Regions from separate parts of the Homo sapiens genome. Here region 1 is linked to region 2. A link is an interaction called in ENCODE POLR2A ChIA-PET data of the cell type or tissue named here. Cell type or tissue: PC-9. All regions are shown on one strand. Links, peaks and the distances in the headings refer to the core of each region. The heading gives the core; the rest is flanking DNA.

Region 1 (10,359 bases), core at 1,561-9,560, 700 kb before region 2:
CACTTCTCTCCAGATGTATCTAGAGATTCTGTGCAATTCCAGCAGGATTTTTAAATCAAAGAGTTTGTTCTAAAATTTGAATGGAAGTGCAAAAGACCTGGAGTAATCAAAATAACTAATTAAAACAAAGTTGGAGGGCTCACACTGTCTGATTTCTAGACTTAAAAAGCTACGGTTGTTAAAACAGTGTGGTGTCAGTGCAAAGATAGATATATTAATGGAACAGATTGGGGTGCAGAAATAGACCTACACATGTATGGAACATTGATTTTTGACAAAGGCATAAATGCAGTTGTGCAGAAAGAAGGTAGTTGTTTCAACAATTGGTGCTGAAACTATTTAGTAGGCAGAAAGATAGGACTCAGACCTCATACCATATTTAAAAATTAACTCAAAATGGATCACATAGCCAAATGTAAGACCTAAAATTATAAAGTTGCCAGAAGAAAATCTTTGTGACCTTGGGTTAGGCAAATAATTTTTGGATGTTATGCAAAAAGCACAATTCATTTTAAAAAAAATGATAAATGGAATTCATAAAAATTAAAACCTGCTCTTCAGAAGACACTGTTAGAAGAATGAAAAAGACAAACCACAAACTGGAAGAAAGTCTGCAAAGCATATATCTGATAAAAGACTGCATCTAGAATATATAAAGAATTCTCAGAATTTAACAGTTAGAAACAATCCAGTTAAGAGTGGGCAAGATACTCATATATGCATTTCACCAAAGGAGATAGGCAGATGTCAAATAAGCCCTTGAAAAGATGTTAATCATTAGGAAATTGTGTAGTAAAACCATAAGGAGATTCCACTACACAGCTATTAGAGTGGCTAAAATGGAAAATATTGACTATACCAAATGTTGGCAAGGATACAGAGCAGCTGGAACTGCTTGTGGGAATATAAGATGGTATGACTACTTTGGAAAATAGTTTGGCAGGTTTTTTTTTTTTTTTGAGACGAAGTCTCACTCTGTTGCCCAGGCTGGAGTGCAGTGGCACAGTCTCGGCTCACTGCAAGCTCCACCTCCCTGGTTCACACCATTCTCCTGCCTCAGCCTCCCAAGTAGCTGGGACTACAGGTGCCCACCAAGACGCCTGGCTAATTTTTTGTATTTTTTAGTAGAGACGGGGTTTCACCGTGTTAGCCAGGATGGTGTCGATCTCCTGACCTCGTGATCTGCCTGCTTCGGCCTCCCAAAGTGCTGGGATTACAGGCGTGAGACACCACGCCTGGCCTAGTTTGGCAGCTTTTTAAACCAAACTCGAACCAACCATATGATCTAGCCATTTAAGTATTTACCCAAGAGAACAAGAAATATATGTTCATGAAAAGACTTTTGCTTAAATGTTCATAGCGGCCTTATTTGTAAATGGCCCAGACGTGTGGATAAACCAACTGTAGTACATCCATGTAACAGAGTACTACTCAGCAATAAAAAAAAAAAAAAAAAAAAACTATTGCTGTATACAACAGCATGGATGAATCTCAAAGTGATTATGTTGAACAAAAGAAGCCAGACTATAAAGAGCACATAGTATATGATTCTATTTGCACAAAACTCTAGAAAACAAAGCTAATCCATAATTACAGAAAGCAGATCAGTGGTTGCTTTAGCTTTGATAAAGATGTTTAGGGGAAGGGTTGCATGGTAGAGGGAGGGAACCACAAAGGAGCATAAAGCTTTTGGTGGTTACGGTTTTGGTGGTTACAGAGGTGTTCACTATCTTGATGGTTTCATGGGTGTATGTGTATATATATATATATATGTGTGTGTGTGTGTGTGTGTGTGTGTGTGTGTGTTACATTAGGTACTTTAAATATGTGGAGTTCATTGTATGTCATTTATAACTCAGTAGTGAATAAAAAAAGACTGTTTATGTACCAACTGGGGCAGATGTGGCTTAGAAACCATAAAGCACCCAGAAAGGCCATTGGAAGGCTAGATTGCAATACTTGAAATACACTATTGAAATTCAGCGATTATCTTCTACTCTGTATAGGCAAGTCCACACTTGAGGATGTAGAGAAACTGCAGTGTGCCAAGAGAGGAGTGACCAGGCTGACATAGAAATTCAAAACTCTACTGTGAGGAACAGTTGAATGACCTCAAGATGTGAGGTACAGCCTAGGGAGAAGATTTGAGCAGAGTAATGTTGTAGGGCGGATTTGCTCTTAGTAAAATGTATTTGGGAGACCATATAATGTAACAAAAGGATTCGAACTGATCGTGGCAGGAGGTAGAATTCAGACCCATGAGTGGAAATAAAACAAGAAGTCCAATTTTGTCTTGATATTAGGAAAAACAGTAAGTGGAAGCTGACTTTTTCAGAAGACAGCAAGTTTTCTGTTTCTGAAGAGGTATTGACATGGACTAGGTGACCACTTAGTTAAGTATTCTAGAAGGAATTCAAGCTTTGCACTGTTGACATATCCTTACATCGATATACCACCATACTTTGCAAGGTGCCTTTGTATAGAGTCCCCCATCTTATTTTGAGATAGAATTGATTCTGGTTTCCCGTGATCCAGATGAAGAAAGCTGTTATTTACTAGGCTTATTACTTTGACTCATTATATTAGAGTCAAAGACGGAATTCACACCTAGCTCTGCCAAATCCATGGTAAAATTATGCCTTTTTCCACTTTATTCATTATGTCCCTGGGCTTTTTCCATCCATTTCTTGTGATCTCACAGACAAAATGATAAATATAACATTTGAGTGTTTATTCCTTTATTTGTTATATGTTGGTATTTGTATTTGTTTTATATGGTACATAGTTACCACATTAAGAATTGTGTATGATACAAATAGATTAGTCTCTTAGGAGACTAATTCTTTTAAAAGAATTCATACAAAACTAATTTTCTTACATTTTAAAAAAGCGGTTAATGTTACCATCCTTATTTTTAGGTAACTAGGGGCAGGGGTGGGGTGGGACTTAGTCTTTCACTGCCAACAACCAAACAGATGTGGTGTATGTGGGGACTATTTACGCACTCTTCGCCCACCACATGCTGTATAAAGGAGGTATGGCTGCCTTGCTCAGCTTATAGGTGGTTCCCTTCCTTACGATGAATGCTTGTGTTCACAGGGTTGAATAGCTATATTCACTCATTTCATGAGAGGAGTAAGTTTGCTGACATATTTTAAGAGGGGGGAAAGGGAGTAGCCTCTTCATAGCATGGCCATTTAACAGTGACTCATGGTTACTAAACTTGTTTACAGTAATCTTGGACACCAGAAGGTTATTAATAGACTTTCCTTAGTCCATGATCATTCAGCTTAGACTATGCAGACATTTTCTTTAGTAAAGAGGTGGGGGTTGGGGGAGGTAGAAAGCATTTATCACTGGAATTAATGTGATAATAGAATTGTTCTTATTATCAAATACTTGGCACCAACAGTATCTGTCAGTTCACTTTTAGATTCCATTTCACATCTTGGTCTTCATTTACTTTGATATAGAACTTTCTTTTTTCAACAAGGTCATTTAATCTCTTCTTGTAGAATGAATTGATATTTCAGGCAGTAAATATAAATGGGTAAATATTTAGAGGACTCTTGTTTAAAATGATTCTTTTGTTAAAGATTGGGTTTAAAGAAACTCAAAAAAAACAAAAAATAATAATTTAAGCCTCATCATTCCCCCCAAATCTGAGCTCTTTAAGGCATTTCTTTTTTTCTTTTTTCTTTTTTTTTTTTTGAAACAGACTCTAGCTCTGTTGCGAGGCTGGAGTGTAGTGGTGTGATCTCGGCTCACCGCAACCTCCGCCTCCCGGGTTCAACTGGTTCTCCTGCCTCAGCCTCCTGAGTTGCTGGGATTACAGGCATGCGTTGCCATGCCCAGCTAATTTTTGTGTTTTTAGTAGAGACATGGTTTCCCCATGTTGACCAGGATGGTCTTGATCTCCTGACCTGGTGATCCTCCCACTGTGGCCTCCCAAAGTGCTGGGATTACAGGCATGAACCACCACACCTGGCCTCTTTGAGGCATTTCTTAACAATAACTAGTTATATGTAAGTTAGAATCAATTCAGTTATGTAAACTAATGAACACAGGTATGGAAAATTTTGCTAAATAGATCCCTTCAAAATTATTTCTAAAAAGATGACTTAACAGTGGTGCGCATTGGAGTTAACGTTTTCCTCATGCATGGTTGCCTTTGTTGTTGTCTACTGTCTTTACTTGCATCATTATCTCTTGCAAGAGATCCCCAGTTTGATTGAATCCACAGACATTTTAGTGCCTCTCTGTGTGGGCAGATAGGCATAGGAGTCAAACCTTGTCCCCGTTCTTAAAAAAGTATATAATCCAGTAGAGGAGATACACATGTAAATAATATAATATAGAGGGACTTGGGGGCGCAGATAAAATTCTGTGGGAACCAAGAGGATAAAGCAGTTCCTACGTCTGTCAGAGACAGATACAGAGATGACAGGTTTGAAGTGACGTTTAAGCTGATTTTTAAGGTTTTTGGCAGGCAAAGTGTGAAAGGGAACAGAATTTGAAACAACCTATGGCATGTTCAGAAAACAGTGACAAGTTCAGTGTGACTTTAAGAGGTGGAGATAAAGAGGAATGGTAGGAAGTAAGACTAGAGAAACAAGCTTTGGTAGAATGAAAAGGGCCTTATAGACAACCTAAGGGTATACTGAGGGGGAGTGCAAGAGGTCTTACGCTATAGAAGTCTTATGTTGCCTTACTTTGTTTTGTTTATTTTGAAATTAATTAATTCACAGGAAGTTGCTGAAATGAGTACAGGAGAACCCATGTACCTTTCACCCATATCCCCAGTGGTAACCTCTCACATAACTATATACAATATCAAAACCAGAGCATTGACATTGGTATAATCCACAGGGCTTGTTCAGATTTCACCAGTTTTACAGTTTGTGTGGATATGCATATAGCTCTATGCAATTGCATCACACTTATCTGTTCTCCAAGTCTATACATTTTATTACTTCAAGAATGTTAAATAAATAGAATCATATAGTGTGTAAACTTTTGAGATGGGCTTTCTTCCACTCAGCATCATTCCCATGAGATCCACACAAGTGGTTGTGAGTGTCACTAGTTCATTGCTCTGGAGAAACAAGTAGGTCATGGTTCCAGGTGCTCTGTCTCACTTCATCCACTTTTTTTCTTCCCCCCCCGAGATGGAGTCTCGCTCTGTCACCCAGGCTGGCATGCGGTGGCACGATCTCGGCTCACTGCAAGCTCCACCTCCTGGGTTCATGCCATTCTACTGCCTCAGCCTCCCCAGTAGCTGGGACTACAGGCGCCTGCCACGCCCGGCTAATTTTTTGTATTTTTAGTTGAGACGGGGTTTCACCGTATTAGCCAGGATGGTCTCGATCTCCTGACCTCATGATCCGCCCGCCTCAGCCTCTTAAAGTGCTGAGATTACAGGCTTGAGCCACCGCACCTGGCCTTTCATCCACTTTTTTAGTTTTACTTTATTCTAACTAGTATATTGGAATTCTACATTGTGTAGTAGGGAAGTGTGTATGAGTGTGTGCGAGAAAGATCTTTGTTTCCTTCATAGATTCTAATTTATTTCTGTATCTATACAAAGTCATGTTCTAATGATGTATATGATGTATGTTCATTCCCCCAAAAAGCAGAAAATACAAGACTATAAAGAAAAAAATTAAGTTTATCCTTAATTCAGTACCACGTGAAATGACTACTGTTAACTTGGTGGGGATTCTCATTCATATTCTAGCTTGTTTTCTCCCTCTCTCTGGGGCAGATAAGTAAATGAGTATGGGGTCATGCTGCTCTGTAACCTGTTGGTGTTTTTTTTGTTTTTTTTTTTTTAATTTTAAATTTTAACATCTTTTCATGTGCATATAGATCTCAATTTTGTTTTTTTTTTTTTAAATATGGAGTCTTGCTCTGTCACCCAGGCTGGAGTGCAGTGGCATAATCTCAGCTCACTGCAACTTCTGCCTCCCAGGTTCAAGCAATTCTTGTGCCTCAGCCTCCCAAGTAGCTGGGATTACAGGTACCTGGCTGATTTTCATATTTTTAATAGAGATGGGGTTTCACCATGTTGGCCAGGCTGGTCTTGAACTCCTGACCTCAAGTGATCGCCACCTTGACCACCTCCCAAAGTGCTGGGATTACAGGTGTGAGCCACCACCCCTGGCCCTCAATTATTTTTAAAGCCTGCCGTGGTTCTTCCATTTTATGGGTACGTAATGATTAAACTAGTTCAGTGGGATAACTTTTACTTCTAATTCTTTGCTGTTGTAAGTAACACTGCATGTACTTACCTTTGTGTACTTGTCTGTTTCCATAGGGTAAATTCCTGAAAGTATAATTCACAGGAAGTTGCAGAAATGAGTCAGAGGCCTTGCACCTTTTAAAACTCTTCAATAACATTTTGCCAAATTGCCCTCCAGTAAAGTTGTACCAATTTATTTTCCTACCAGTGGCGTATCTAAAAGCCTTTGCCTCTGATAAGAAGGAAGAATATTTTATCCTTTTAAGATTGTTACTATTACTATGAAATAGAATCTTTTGTAAGGTTTTTAATGTCTGACTTAGCCATTTGTATACTTCAGCATGTTACTATGTTTGTCTTTAAGTGTGCTTTCTATATTGAGGTTAGAATTGCTACTAACTACTAAAAATTGGGGACAGTGAAGAGGGCAGCCCAGTCTTGTATCTCACCAAGTAAAGTCCTGTCCCTTCATGTGGAAGTAGCCTTCTTGTCACCTTGTTTCCTAACGTAAGGCCGGTTTGGATCTACTGAGTGCTTGAGTCCAGAGGAGGAGTGTTGGTAAGGGCTGTGAGTACTTCAAGGACATTGCATAGAAGCACTAATGGGTATGTGAGCTGTCTTCTCGAGTCTTCTGAAATTGTACTTTTGTATCACTACTTTTTATCAGCAATTGCCTCTAGTGACAGTAAAATAGTGCACTGATAGGTACCGTGGGAATATTGGATTTAAGTCAAGAGAGTTAATACGAAACCTCCTGAGGTTTTGGTGATCTCTGAAAAGGCCATTTGTACTAATGTTTAGCTTACTAATTGCTTATTTTCCCACCCTGTTTTATTTTTTAATGGGAAAGCAGGCAGTGAAAAATCTCATAGCCTTAGTGCTACTTGAAGAGGTTATTATGGACTCTATCCTTAAAAATTTGAAGTCCTGTTACACGTTACTTAACAACAGGGATACATTCCAAAAAATGCATCATTAGGCGATTTCTTCCAGCCTGTTGCTCCTAGGCTACAAATCTGTGTAGCTTGTTACTATAGCGAATACTGTAGGCAGTTGGAACACAATGGCAAGTATTTGTTTATCTAAACATAGAAAAGGTACAGCAAAAATATGGTATTGTATCTGTGGGACCACAGTTGTCTCTGTGGTCTGCTGTTGACCAAGACGTTATGTGGTGCGTGACTATAGTTACCTATGTCCTCACCCTGGGAGGGAAAGTTTAGTTTCTGATACTGTTATTAGTGAGGTGAGCATTAGGTGTGAACTTTGGGATACTGGTTACTACTTAAGTTGATCCTAACACTTAAATATTTTAACTTTAAAAAATTATTAAATGTAATTAAAGATGAAGTTGTTATCATTTGATCATATGTGGAAGTCAGGCTCCATAGTTTAGAATTAATATGCCTGGCCCCATGGGACATAGGGACTTCACCTCTCAACTCAGAGCCTTGATCTGAGAAGCTTTGCCAAGCCCCAGACCCTTTCCTCTGTGCTGTGCTCTTTTGGAGCCTCCACACTCCCACCACATACGGCTGCTCTGTACAGCCACACAGGATGAAGCACTTCTCAGAAGCCATAAGGAAACAGCTAAGAACTGAAACAAAACTCTGTACCTCCCTCCCAGACGAGTCAGCAGTAAGGGATGATCCGCATCTCTTTCTAGGCAAGTGAGTGGGCTTGTTATAAAGGGGGGCTGTTCTCTTATGCCTTTCTTCTTGACCATGATCTATAAAACAGTTGGCTACTTTTAATAAAGCAGTCTGCCCATGAAAAGTAATATGAGGCTAACTGGTACATAGAAATGTAGCATCTGTGTCTTGGAACACCATGTTCAACTGAGGAAACTTCCCAGACAATTCAGTCAGTTAACAAAATCATCAGGTCATTCCATGTGTAAATTGCCATCATAAGCGCTTTCCAAAGCCCTTGAATGTGTTAGGGAGATGAGAGGTATGTGTGAAAGGTTATAGCACTTACAAGGTCAGCAACTGAAATAAGGTCACAGCTGCTGTAGGCATCAGAGGAGGAGAGAGTCATGGGAGGGAGGAGAGTCTTCCTGGATGCAGGAGCTCTTAAGAGTGGAAAGAAGGAGTGTGAGCATTCAGGCTTTTATGTTAGCTTGAGTAGAGACAGAGATGTCCAGGGTGAGAGAAGGAATGTAGATGACAGGGCAAAAGAGAATTGAAGACCTTTATTTGGAGTTTGAGATCTTAAAGAAATGGAATGGGTCTTAGGGGTCATCTGGTCCAGTTCCCTTAATTATCGGATGGTCCAGTAAGACCCAACAGGTTTCCATGAGGCCACAGAACTGGCACAATTGCACAGGGGGTACCTGAGTCAAAGCTAACCTCCTTTTTGTTTGGGAGCCCTTTCTCCAGTGCACAGAGAGAGCCATCAGCCTTGGAACTAAGTAGGATGCCCCTTACCTGTGAAGAAAAGGCAAAAAGATTATTGATGAACTTATCAGACTTACAGAATGGTTTAGAAGAGTGCCTTTCACCCAGCCTCCCTAAATGTTAACGTCTTTTATAACCACAGGGCAATGATCAAAATCCAAAAAATAACATTGGTATAATACTATTAACTAATGCACAGGCCTTTTTCAAGTTTCATCAGTTGTCCTACTCATGTCCTTTTTCTGAACCAAAATCTAATTCAGGATCACACGTTACATGTAAGGAGTCGTAACATCTCCCTAGGTCTCCTTTAATCTGAAACAGTTCCTCAGTCTTTCTTATGACTTTTATGACCCTTGGTACTTCTGAGAAATACTAGTCAGCTATTTTATAGAGTGTCCCTTGATTTAGGTTTGCCTGATGTTTCTTCATGATTCAATGTCGATTATGCATTTGCAAGAATACCACAGAAGTGAAGTACCCTTTTCATTGCATCAGTTCAGGAGGCAGTGATGTCAATAGTCTCATTACTGATGATGGTCAGTAACATCATTTGGTTAAGGTGGTGTCTACTGGAAAATTACTATTTTTCCTTTTGTCATTAATAAGTATCTTGGAGCCAGGCTCAGTGGCTCATGCCTGTAATCCCAACACTTTGAGAGGCTGAGGGGGCTGATAACTCGAGCTCAGGAGTTTGAGACCAGCCTGACCAACATAATGAGACCCCATTGCTACAGAAAATTTAAAACGTGGTCAGACATGGTGGTGTGTACCTGTAGTCCCAGCTACTCGGGAGGCTGAGGTGGGAGGATCACTTGAGCCTGGGAGGTCAAGGCTGCAGTGAGACATAATTGCACCACGGCATTCCACCTGGGCAACAGAGCTGGACCTGATCTCAAAAAAAAAAAAATTATCTCGGGGGAACTGAGCATCTCTTCTAAAAGTTTCTCAGGTGATTCTGAGTGTGTTGACAAGTTTGAGATAGGATGCAGAAATACATCAAGATGTAGTGAAGAAGTTGAGAATGTTTTAATTAGAAAGTCTTATGTTAATATAGGAGGAGTGAAGCTAGATGTTCAGATAAAGGAGTAAAGAGAGACTAATGGCTCTTGAGGAAAGTGGAGCCGTCTTGAAATATGTGCTGCTGGGAGTTACTGGTTGGAAATCAGCCCGGTTTAAAGGATTGTTTCTGAGCTGCTTTGAAGTCGAATGACATGGTGTATTGGTGAACCGAATGTGCACAAGTTCCATCACTTTTTCTACAGTGCTCAGAAATTTGGGAGCTCAAGTAGAGAAAGATTTGAATAAAGCACATTTAAGATTATGTAGGGGAGCCAAGAGACCTTGAGCTGCTCGCATGAGTGGCACTGAAATGTGCAGGCTTGGCAGGACCTGGAATGTGGTCATTAAGGGTTCAGTGGATTAGGTGACATGATGATTCAGCAGCTTGAAAAGGATACAGTGTTTGGAGGAGCTGTAAGTGTGAATACCTTACTCAGTAGGTGTGAGGGGACCAATGGGGTGGTAGGAGATGAGAAGGATGTGGTTACAAGGGCAGAGAATATATTGACACAATGCCTGCAGGCCAGAGGTGGGGCCCTAGGCATAGTCCCTAATGCAAGCTGCTATGAAGGGAACCAAGTCAAAACTAAACAAGAACAACCAAGGTTTTGTGTTTTGTTTTGTTTTTTTCCTTCTTGAAACACAGTCTCGCTCTGT
Region 2 (10,359 bases), core at 1,596-9,595:
AGCCTTTATCTCCCAGGCTCAAGTGATCCTCCCCTCTCAGCCTCCCATGTAGCTGGGACTACAGGTCTGCACCACTACGCTCACCTAATTTTTCTTTTTTTTTTTCTTTTTTTTTTTTTTTAGTAGAGACAAGGTCTCTGTATGTTGCCTAGGCTGGTCTTGAACTACTGGGGACTCAAGAAATACTCCTGGGCTGGGCGCAGTGACTCACGCTTGTAATCCCAACACTTTGGGAGGCCAAGGCGGACAGATCACTTCAGCTCAGGAGTTTGAGACCAGCCTAGGCAACATAGCAAAACCCCTTCTCTACAAAAAAATACAAAAATTTTGCCGGGTGCAGTTGCTCACACCTGTAATCCCAGCACTTTGGGAGGCTGAGGCAGGTGGATCACCTGAGGTCAGCAGTTCGAGACCAGCCTAACATGGTGAAACCCTGTCTCTACTAAAAATACAAAACTTAGCCGGGCATGGTGGCGGGCACCTGTAATCCCAGCTACTCGGGAAGCTGAGGCAGGAGAATCATTTGAACCTGGGAAGCAGAGGTTGCAGTGAGCTGAGATCGCGCCATTGCACTCCAGCCTGGGCAACAAGAGCAAAACTCCATCTCGAAAAACAAACAAACAAAACGCAAAAATTAGCCAGATGTGGTGGCGCATTCCTGGAGTCCCAGCTACTTGGGAGGCTGAGGTGGGAGGACAGCTTGAGCCCAGGAGACGGAGGTTGCAGTGAGCTGAGATGGGGCCACTGCACTCCAGCCTTGGCAACAGAGAAAAAAAAAAAGAAATCCTCTCACCTTGGCATCCCAAAATGCTGAGATTACAGGCATAAGCCACTGTGTCCAGCCCAAGAGTTGCAGTTTTGCAAGATGAAAAAGTTCTAGAAATAGGTTGCACAACAATGTGACTATACTGAACTATACACTTAAAAATGGTTAAGATAGTACATTTTATTTAATTTTATCAAAATATTTATTTCATGGATACATCTAGTACCATATATAAAAATTTTTAAAGATAATTTAGTGGTGGCTCGCTCCTGTAATCCCAGGACTTTGAGAGGCCAAGGCAGGCAGATCACTTGAGGTCAGGAGTTCAAGACCAGCCTGACTAACATGATGAAACTCCGTCTCTACTACAAATAGAAAAATTAGCTGTGTGTGGTGGCTGTAATCCTAGCTACTCAGGAGGCTGAGGCAGGAGAGCTGCTTCAACCTGGGAGGCAGAGATTGTAGTGAGCTGAGATGGCACCACTGCACTCCAGCCTGGGCGACAGAACGAGATTCCATCTCAAAATAATAATAATTATTATTATTTAATTTTTTGTGTAATAAATACATCCAAGAAACCAAAAATTATAAAAGGTGCCAGGTGCTGTGGTGTGCCTATAGTCCCAGCTGCTCAGGATGCTGAGGCAGGAGACTAGCTTGAGACCAGGAGTTCAAGGCTATAGTGAGCTAGATCATTTTTTTTTTTTTTTTTTTTTTTTTTTGAGACAGAGTCTCACTCTGTCACCCAGGCTGGAGTGTACTAGCGTGACCTTGGCTCACTGCAAACTCCGCCTCCTGGGTTCAAGCAATTCCCTGCCTCAGCCTCCCAAGTAGCTGGGATTACAGGCATGCGCCACCACACCTCGCTAATTTTTGTATTTTTAGTAGAGACAAGGTTTCACTATATTGGTCAGGCTGGTCTCGAACTCCTGACCTCACATGATTTGCCTGCCTTGGCCTCCCAAAGTGTTGGGATTACAGGTGTGAGCTACCACTTCCAGCCAAGCCAGATCATGCCTGCGAATAGCCACTGCATATAGAGAGACCTCATCTCAAAATAAAATAAAATAAAATAAATAAAAGACAGTTAAAAGTCTCTCTTGCGCTTGTCTTCCATTTTCCTCGTTCCTACTTCTCTACCCTGTCTAGGTAACTGCTTTTAAAAATGTGTTAACCGGCTGGGCATGGTGGCTCATGCCTGTAATCTCAGCACTTTGGGAGGCCGAGGTGGGCGGATCACTTGAGGCCAGGAGTTCGAGACCAGCCTGGTCAACATGGTGAAACCCCATCTCCATCAAAAATACAAAAATTAGCCGGGCATGGTGGCCTGCAACTGTAGTCCCAGCTACATGGCAGGCTAAGGCAGGAGATTCACTTGAACCCGGGAGACGGAGATTGCAGTGAGCTGAGATTGTGCCACTGCACTCCAGCCTGGGTGACAGAATGAGACTCCGTGTCAAAACAAATAAATAAATAAAAATGTGTTAACCATAAAGGACAAAAGGCATATAATTATCTCAACAGATGCAGGAAGAGCTCACAAAAACTGACACCCTTTCATGTTTAATAAAAAGCAAAACACTGAACAAAACAGTAGACGGGTACTTCCTCAATCTGATAAAGGGCATCTACAAAAACATCTAACCCAGTGTGAAAGACTGAAAGCTTTAAGATCAGGAACAATGCAAAGGTATCTGCTCTCATCACTTCTATTCAAATTGTACTGGGGGTGCCATCCAGGGCAATTAGGCAAGAAAAAAAAAAGAAATAAAACTATCTCTATTTGCAGATAACATGATCTTGTGTATAGAAAATCCAACGGGATACACAAACACAAAAAAAACTATTAGAGCTAATAAAAAGTTCAGCAAGATACAAAAGATACAAAATCAATATGTAAAAATCAAGGGTGTTTCTATCAATAGCAATGAACAATCAAAAATTGAATTAAAAAAAATTCAATTTACAACCGCATCAAAAAGAAACATTATACTTATAAATAAAGTTAACAAAAGAAGTGCAAGACAAACATTCAAAACTGCAAAACAACATAGAAATAAAGACCTAATAAATGGAAACACTTCCTATGTTCATGGATCAGAAGATTTAATTTTGTTAGGATGACAATACTCCCCAAATTAATAAACAGATTCTATACAATTCCTGTCAAAATTTCAGGAATTGATTTTTGTGGAAATCAACAAGCTGATCCTAAAAATCAACAAGCTGATCCTAAAATTTATATAAAAGTTTAAGAATAAATGGCCAAGAAAAAAATGAAAAGATAATCTACAGAATAGGAGAAAATACTTGCAAATCATATATCTGATAAAGAGTTAATATCCAGAATATAAAGACCTACTATCTGATGACAAAAAAACAAGCCAATTGTAAAATGGGCAAAGGGCATTTTTCCAAATATATACAAATAGTGAATAAGAACATGAAAAGATGCTCAACGTTATTAGCCATCAGGGAAATACAAATCAAAACCACAATAAACTACATCTATCTCAGCTACTCTGGAGGCTAAGGCAGGAGGATTGCTTGAGGCTAGGAGTTCAAGACTAGCCTGGGCAACATAGCAAGACCCCTATCTCAGAAAAAAAAAAGCTACATCTTCACACCCAGTATAATGGCTATAATTAAAAAGTCAGCTAAGGCTGGGCATAGTGGCTCACATCTGTAATCCTAGCACTTCAGGAGGCTGAGATGGGAGGATCGCTTGAACTGAAGAGTTTGAGACCAGCTCGGGCAACATAATGAGACCCCATCTCTGCAAAAAGAAAAGAGTCAGTGAAAAGCAGGTATTGGTGAGGATGTAGTGAAATTGGAACTTTTTCTTTTTTTTTTTTTTTTTTTTTGAGATGGAGTCTCGCTCTGTCACCCAGGCTGGAGTGCAGTGGCACGATCTTGGCTCACTGCAACCTCTGCCTCCTGGGTTCAAGCGATTCTCCTGCCTCAGCCTCCCGAGTAGCTGGCACTACAGGCACGTGCCACCATGCCCGGCTAATTTTTTGTATTTTTAATAGAGACAGGGTTTCACTGTGTTAGCCAGAATGGTCTTGATCTCCTGACCTCGTGATCCACCCACCTTGGCCTCCCAAAGTGCTGGGATTACAGGCGTGAGCCACTGCACCCAGCCGAAATTGGAACTTTCGTACGCTGCTGATGGCAATGTTAAATAGTGCAACTGCTTTGGAAAACAGTGTGGCAGTTCCTCAAATGGTTAAACACAGAGTAGCCTTACAATCCAGCAAATCTCCTCCTAGGTATATAGCCAAGAGAAATGAAAGCACATGTCCATAACAAAACTTGTCCACAAATGTTCATAGCAACTTTTTTTTTTTTTCATGAGACAGTCTTGCTCTGTTCCCCAGGCTAGAGTGCAGTGGCGTGATCTCAGCTCACTGCAATCTCTGCCTTCTGGGCTCAAGCGATCTTCCCACCTCAGCCTCCTAAGTAGCTAGGACTACAGGCACTTGCCACCACACTGCGCTAATTTTTTGTAGAATTGAGGTCTCACTATTCTACCCACACTGGTCTCAAAACTCCTGAGCTCCAGCGATCCTCCCACCTCTGCCTCCCAAAGTGTTGGGATTACAGGCGTTAAGCCACCACACCCAGCCCTGCAGCATTATTTATAATAAAGAAAAAGCAAAACAACCTAAATGTCTATCAGCTGATGAATGGATAAACAAATTGTGATATATCCATACAGTGGAATGTTACTTAGCAATAAAAAAAAGTACTGATCTGCAACGTAGATGAACTTTGAAAACATGCTAAGTGAAAGAAGCCAGATGCAAATACCAAATATTTTATGATTCCATTTATATGACATATCCAGAATCAGCAAGTCTGTAGACAGAGGGCAGATTAGTGGTTGCCAGGGGCAGAGGGGAATAGGCAGTGGCTGCTAATGGGTATGGGGTCTCTTTTTGAGGCGATGAAAACGTTCTAGGTAGTTGTGATGGTTGTGCAACTTTGTGAATATACCAAAAAGCCCCACTTAACTGTACCCTTAAGAGGGTGGCTATTACTGTTATGAATTATATTACAATAAAAATTTTCATATAAAAAATGTATTAACTTCAAGGAGAAATACAGCTCTCACTGGACCAGGACTGGATTATTTGCAGACCTACAGCAGAGGCTGAATGAGAAGGTAGCTTGGCAAACATGTAATGCCAGTCGATTCTACCTCCACAGGAGCTCCAGAATTTTAACCGGTCTCAACACCTTTGCACTACCAGGGTAATTCCAGCCACTCCCAACTGCCCCCTGACTCTCTGCCCTCCAGCCTCACTGGCTGTCTTTTAAATCTTCCGATTCACCTAGCCACACTCACGGCCAGCGCCAAGTCTCAATTCTCCCTCTAAGAACATGAGTGTGAGTATTTGACTCCCACCACCTCTCCGCCCCCATCACCAGCATCTACAATGCTCTCCACGAAGGGTTCGGGCCTAGTCCGATGCCTGGCACAGGGCAGGAGCTCCACAAGCATTTCTGGAGTGAACTTGAGAATTAGGGAGAGGCTTGTAGAGGAAATGCCATTTCAGGTGGGCCTGGAAGGGCCGTGGGATCTGTCAGCCTGGTAGGGGAGAGGAAAGCGCTGTAGGCAGCCTGAGAGAGAGGACTGGGACCTTCGGAGCCTCAAGGGAGACTGAGGGGCTTGAAGACTAAGGAACTCAATCTTATCCACGGGATAGGAAGAGGTGGCAAATGGGGCTGGAGAGGCAGGTAGGGGTTTGAGGGACTGAAGTCCAGTGGAAGCCACTGAACAGTTTTAGGCCAGAGAGTGACACGATCTTATATAATATTTTGAGAAGATCCCTCTGGGTGCTTCATGGAAGCTGGATTAGAGGGTGAGCTTCGGAAAAATGAAGTGGCTGTGGCCACTGCCCAGGGGACACGGGGAGTCTAGAAAGAAAAAGCTCCCTTCAGATCCTCCTGTTACAGGAGTCAGCAGGCTCCCCCGAGGAAACACCTCCCGCCATTGCACATTGTTAAATCCACTTCAATATTCCCTTTTACCTCCTGTGTCAATCACCACCGTGAAAAGATGCGTAAGTAAACTGATGGTAACAGCAGATTTGGTTAGATAGTAAGACGTGAGCTTTAAAAGATGAGGTAATAGGCCAGGCATGGTGGCTCAGGCTTGTAATCCCAGCACTTTGGGAGGGGGAGGCTGCAGTGAGTAGATATCGCGCCACTGCACTCTGCCTGGGTGACAGAGCGAGAGAGTCCATCTCAAAAAAAAAAAAAAATCACAAAATAATAATAAAATCAAGAGGTCATGCAACATAATTGAAACTCTTGGCTATAATGTGGATTACTGGGAAATTTCCCATATAATGTGTGACAAAATGTAACTGGAAATTGATGGGGCAGTGAGGAGGCTGGGGAGATGAAACAGACTCATTTTCTTCTTAATAGGGTTAGGGTTTGCCTTTGGTTTTTTTTTTGTTTGTTTTTTTTTTTTTTTGGAGACAGAGTCACCCTCTGGCTGGAGTACAGTAGTGCTATCTCGTCTCACTGTAACCTCCTGGGTTCAAGCAATTCTCCTACCTCAGACTCCCAAGTAGCTGGGACTACAGGCATGTGCCACCACACCTGGCTAATTTTTGTATTTTTAGTAGAGATGGGGTTTCACTATGTTGGCCAGGCTGGTCCTGAACTCCTGACCTCATGTGATCTGCTGCCTCGGCTTCCTAAAGTGCTAGGATTACAGGCATGAGCCATAGCACCCGGCCTAACTTTTGTGTTTTTAGTAAAGATGTGGTTTCATCATGCTGGTCTTCAACTCCTGACCTCAAGTGATCCGCCTGCCTCAGCTTCCCAAAGTCTTGGGATTACAGGTGTGAGCCATTGTGCCAGGCCTGCATTTGTGATTTATGTAATTTAAACATTTTGGATCAAGTGCAGTGGATCACACCTGTAATAGCATCACTTTGTGGAGCTGAGGTGGGCAGATCACTTGAGCCCAGGAGTTCAAGACCAGCCTGGCCAACAAAGCAAGACCTGGTCTCTACAAATACATTTTTAAAAAAAATTAGCTGGGTGTGGTGGTGCACGCCTATAGTCCCAGCTACTCAGGAGCTGAGCAGGGAAGATCTCTTGAGCCTAGGAGATCAAAGCTGCAGTGAGCTGTGATTGTGCCACTGCACTCCAGCCTGGGCAACAGGGCAAGACCCTATCTCTAAAACAAAAGGGAAAGATCGAAATGTTAAATTTATTTATTGGGGATTATAATTGTTGTTGGTTTTTTGTGTCTGTGTTGGAATTTGAGTTGAAACAGTCTGACAACCCTGTTCACTACCTCTGGCAGCTCAGAGTTCAGCAGCTGCCCACTCTGCCTCCAGCTTCCCTCTGGCCCCTCCCCAGGGCTGGGGTGGGATCCCACAGGGGATCTCCAGCCCGGTGGCCAGTGGAGGTCAGGAAGAAACCAGAGCTCACCAGCGCCAGGGGTCCAGGGCTGAAGAAAAGCTCTTGGGCTGGGTTCCAAGTGGGCAGGGGGCTCAGCATCTGATGGTTGGGCTGTGTCCCTGTACCCATCAGCCAGCTGGGACCACAGTGCTTTTCCTGCAGGGGCCCAAGTTTCACTCACCAGCCTTTTTTATGGGTGGGGGGAGGGGACGGAGTCTCCCTCTGTCACCCAGGCTGGAGTGCAGTGGCAGAATCTTAGCTCACTGCAACCTCCACCTCCTGGGCTCAAGTGATTCTTCTGCCTCAGACTCCCAAGTAGCTGGGGTTATAGGTGCCTGCCACCACACCTGGCTAATTTTTGTATTTTTAGTAGAGACAGTTTCACCATGTTGGCCAGGCTGCTCGTGAGCTCCTGAGCTCAAGTGATCCGCCCACCTCAGCCTCCCAAAGTGTTGGGATTACAGGCGTGAGCCACCGCGCCCTGCTCACTCACCAACCTCTTCAACGCCCAGCTTAGAGCTGCTGGTCTCACGAAGAAGCTGCCACGAACACACAGCTCGTTCCCTCCCTCAGGTGGAGAGAGGATGACACAGAGGCAGGGGAAAGGTTGGAGCTAGGGGAGGTAGGTGCAAGTGGGCAAAGGACCCCAGTGTAGGGGAGGGGTGAAGACAAACTGCCCGTGTCACTGTTCTGTATGGAGCTGCATCTGAACCCAAGGCAAGTCCCTGCCCTATTCTCCACCTGTTCCCCTGCTGTTCTTCTCAGACAGTAATTAATCTTCCAAGCAGCACATTATCCGTGGGATAAACTGTGGCCTCTGAAGTCTTCGGTCCTGGGTCTAACTTGGGAGGCTTTGGGCAGAGTGTCAGTTATGACACCTTTCATCACAAGTGGCTGGTCAGCATGACTTAAACAGTCCAGGGGATTCACTGCAAAGTTCAGCCCTGCAGGCCCGGCTTGATCCAGCAGCTCACAGGTGTCACCCTGCAGCCATCTTCCTGTCTTTCTTTCCACTTCTGTGTCAGCGTCATCTCAGGCCAGCTTTCATCATGGTGGCAGAATGTCTCTTGCTGTGGTTCAAGCAATGAATCTCATCTCTACACATCTTAGAGTCCAGAGGGAGCTAGAAAACATCTTTCCCAGAAGCCATCTCCCACAAAGGAGTACCCCAGACTGTCCCTGGATTACAGCCTCACCCCTGTGCCCAGGCAAGGTAGTAGTTATGGTAATGTCAGTGTGATCCTGGGCCACCTGCCCCACCCCAGCCCAGGGAGTCAGCACTGGGGTTTGTGGCGGGGGAGACGGGTACCCAGAGAATGATCAGGGGAGAAATGGAGAACAGAGAAGGGTCATGGGAGGCCGCTCCGTTGCCTCTGGCAGCCAGAAAACTCCAATTTTTTTTTTTTAAGACAGAGTCTCACTCTGTCACCCAGGCTGGAGTGCAGTGAGATCTCGGCTCACTGCAACCTCTGCCTCCCGAGTTCAAGCAATTCTCCTGCCTCAGCCTCCTGAGTAGCTGGGATTACAGGTGCCCGCCATCACGCCTGGCTAATTTTTGTTTTGTTTTTAGTAGAGTCGGGCTTTCACCATGTTAGCCAGGCTGGTCTCGAACTCCTGACCTCAGGTGATCCACCCTCCTCAGCCTCCCAGAGTGCTGGGATTACTGGCGTGAGCCACCGCACCCGGCCAGAAAACTCCAATTCTTAATTCCTTACCTGTAGTGGGGGGTCATCATCTCTACCTTACTGATGTAAGGCACAGGACAGTTCAAGAGCGACAGTAACGTGCTGCCACCGTCACTGGGGTGCTGTAGCCGATGTGAACTCCCTCCCCGGCTAGCTTCTCTTCTGTGAAGGTGAGGTCCGGGCCACCAAGCCGCTTGCCCACTCCACACAAGGTCCTTCTCTCCGAGGGACGCGGCAGGGGCCCGAGGTGGCCAGCAGGTGGCAGCGCCGCGGCAGCCCGGGTTTGGCATAGCTCGGGAGCGGCCTCCGGGAAAGGAAGGGGTCAGGCCTCTCCAGGCAGCCCCCAGAGCCCCTCGCCTCCCTGGGCGCCCCACTCGCAGATGCAGCAGGGCGGGTTCGCGGGTGTGCGGCCTGCACCTGGCGGGGCTCCGGGCTTGGGTGGAAGCTCTGCTGTCGCCATCTTGACGTCTGAGTTACTGCTGAGCAGGAGCCCTGCATTTTCATTTTGCGCCAGGCCTCTCAAACTGTGGTCCTGGGTGCCAGGACTCCTGCTGCCTCGGGATCCCGCCACTTTACTTCCCAGAAATGCGCTGAGCCCGTCCCTTTCCTGCCGTTGCTCAGCCTTCCCGGGGCTCCCTGACCATGCTTGTCTCCAGCTCACCGGCCTTCCAGAAGCCTGGAGAGGGCCGGGACCCCACATGGGGAGGACGAAGAACCCACGCAAGGAAAACGGGGACCCTACATGGGCATGGGGCAGCCATGGGGAGGAGGGGGACCACGTGGGGATAATGGGGCCATACGTGGAGAGGAGGGGACCCTACAGAAGGCCTGGGTTGGGCAGTGCTGGGCTCTCGTCGGAGGGTCAGGTGGCGCTGGCGGCCGGCAGGAAGCCCTGGGTAGCGGGTGGCGGGCAGCAGGTCCCGGGCTGCAGGCCCCGTGGAGAGCGGAAGGCGCGCGGCGAGGCCCGGGCGGGAACCCAAGGCTGGAGGCCGGCCCTAAGAGTGCTTCCCTAGCAGCCCCGGCGGGAAAAGAAGAGAACAAAGTCTAGGAGTTCCGGGACTTCCCCGCGGTGGCAGAGGAGGGGGCTGCCATTGTCAAGGCGGCACAGAAGCCTCGGGTTCGGGGACCTTTGCTGGAGGAGCTGGGGCAGGGTAGGACGGGGGCCGCAGGGGCCTCGAGAGCGAACGGGGAAAGGCCGCGGCGCCTGCAGAGCACAGTCCATGCAGTTTGCCCGGGGCGCGGGCCTCTCGAGTGTGCTCAGGAAGCCGTGGCTCCTCGGGGCGTCTGCAGGCCTCCCAGCATCCGTCGTGCAGACCTGACGCCACCTGCCACCCGCAGACGCTGAGACCCGGAGCCCCTCTGCCCCTGGGCTGGCCGCGGAGGCTGCCTCTGGGGTGCGGTTTCCCAGGCTGTGTCTTTTCAGCGGGTGCGCAGGTTCCCGCCCTCCCAGTGTCCCTTCCTGCGGTCTGGACGTGGGGG

Evidence for each region. ChIA-PET counts read pairs that join two places held together with the same protein. Peaks named below come from ENCODE experiments on the same cell type or tissue, not always from the same donor. Only the 100,000 strongest peaks of a DNase experiment are listed, where the experiment ranks them.
Region 1: POLR2A ChIA-PET joins it to region 2 with 27 read pairs; 2 of 35 experiments call an interaction of 5 or more read pairs at or near these places.

The regions. Positions count from the first base shown.
Region 1 is chr2:230,771,544-230,781,902 of GRCh38, forward strand. All of the region lies in intron 2 of CAB39 (calcium binding protein 39), which reads left to right. Among named protein-coding and RNA genes, the nearest start is that of CAB39, 64 kb to the left of the region's middle. RefSeq lists an enhancer at 3,051-3,345. In PC-9, for the core only: no CTCF peak of the experiment used is centred there; DNase peaks (open chromatin) are centred at 3,198, 6,318 and 7,268; H3K4me3 peaks cover 560 bases; H3K27ac peaks cover 7,403 bases.
Region 2 is chr2:231,473,774-231,484,132 of GRCh38, forward strand. LOC107985998 (a long non-coding RNA gene) reads right to left here. Exons shown (of 2, transcript XR_001739927.3): 1 at 8,911-10,359; 2 at 4,584-5,360. Among named protein-coding and RNA genes, the nearest start is that of NCL, 14 kb to the left of the region's middle. RefSeq lists enhancers at 2,174-2,679, 6,814-7,326, 7,327-7,837, 8,221-8,360 and a silencer at 9,061-9,390. In PC-9, for the core only: CTCF peaks have their summits at 9,131 (motif pointing right) and 9,335; no DNase peak of the experiment used is centred there; H3K4me3 peaks cover 355 bases.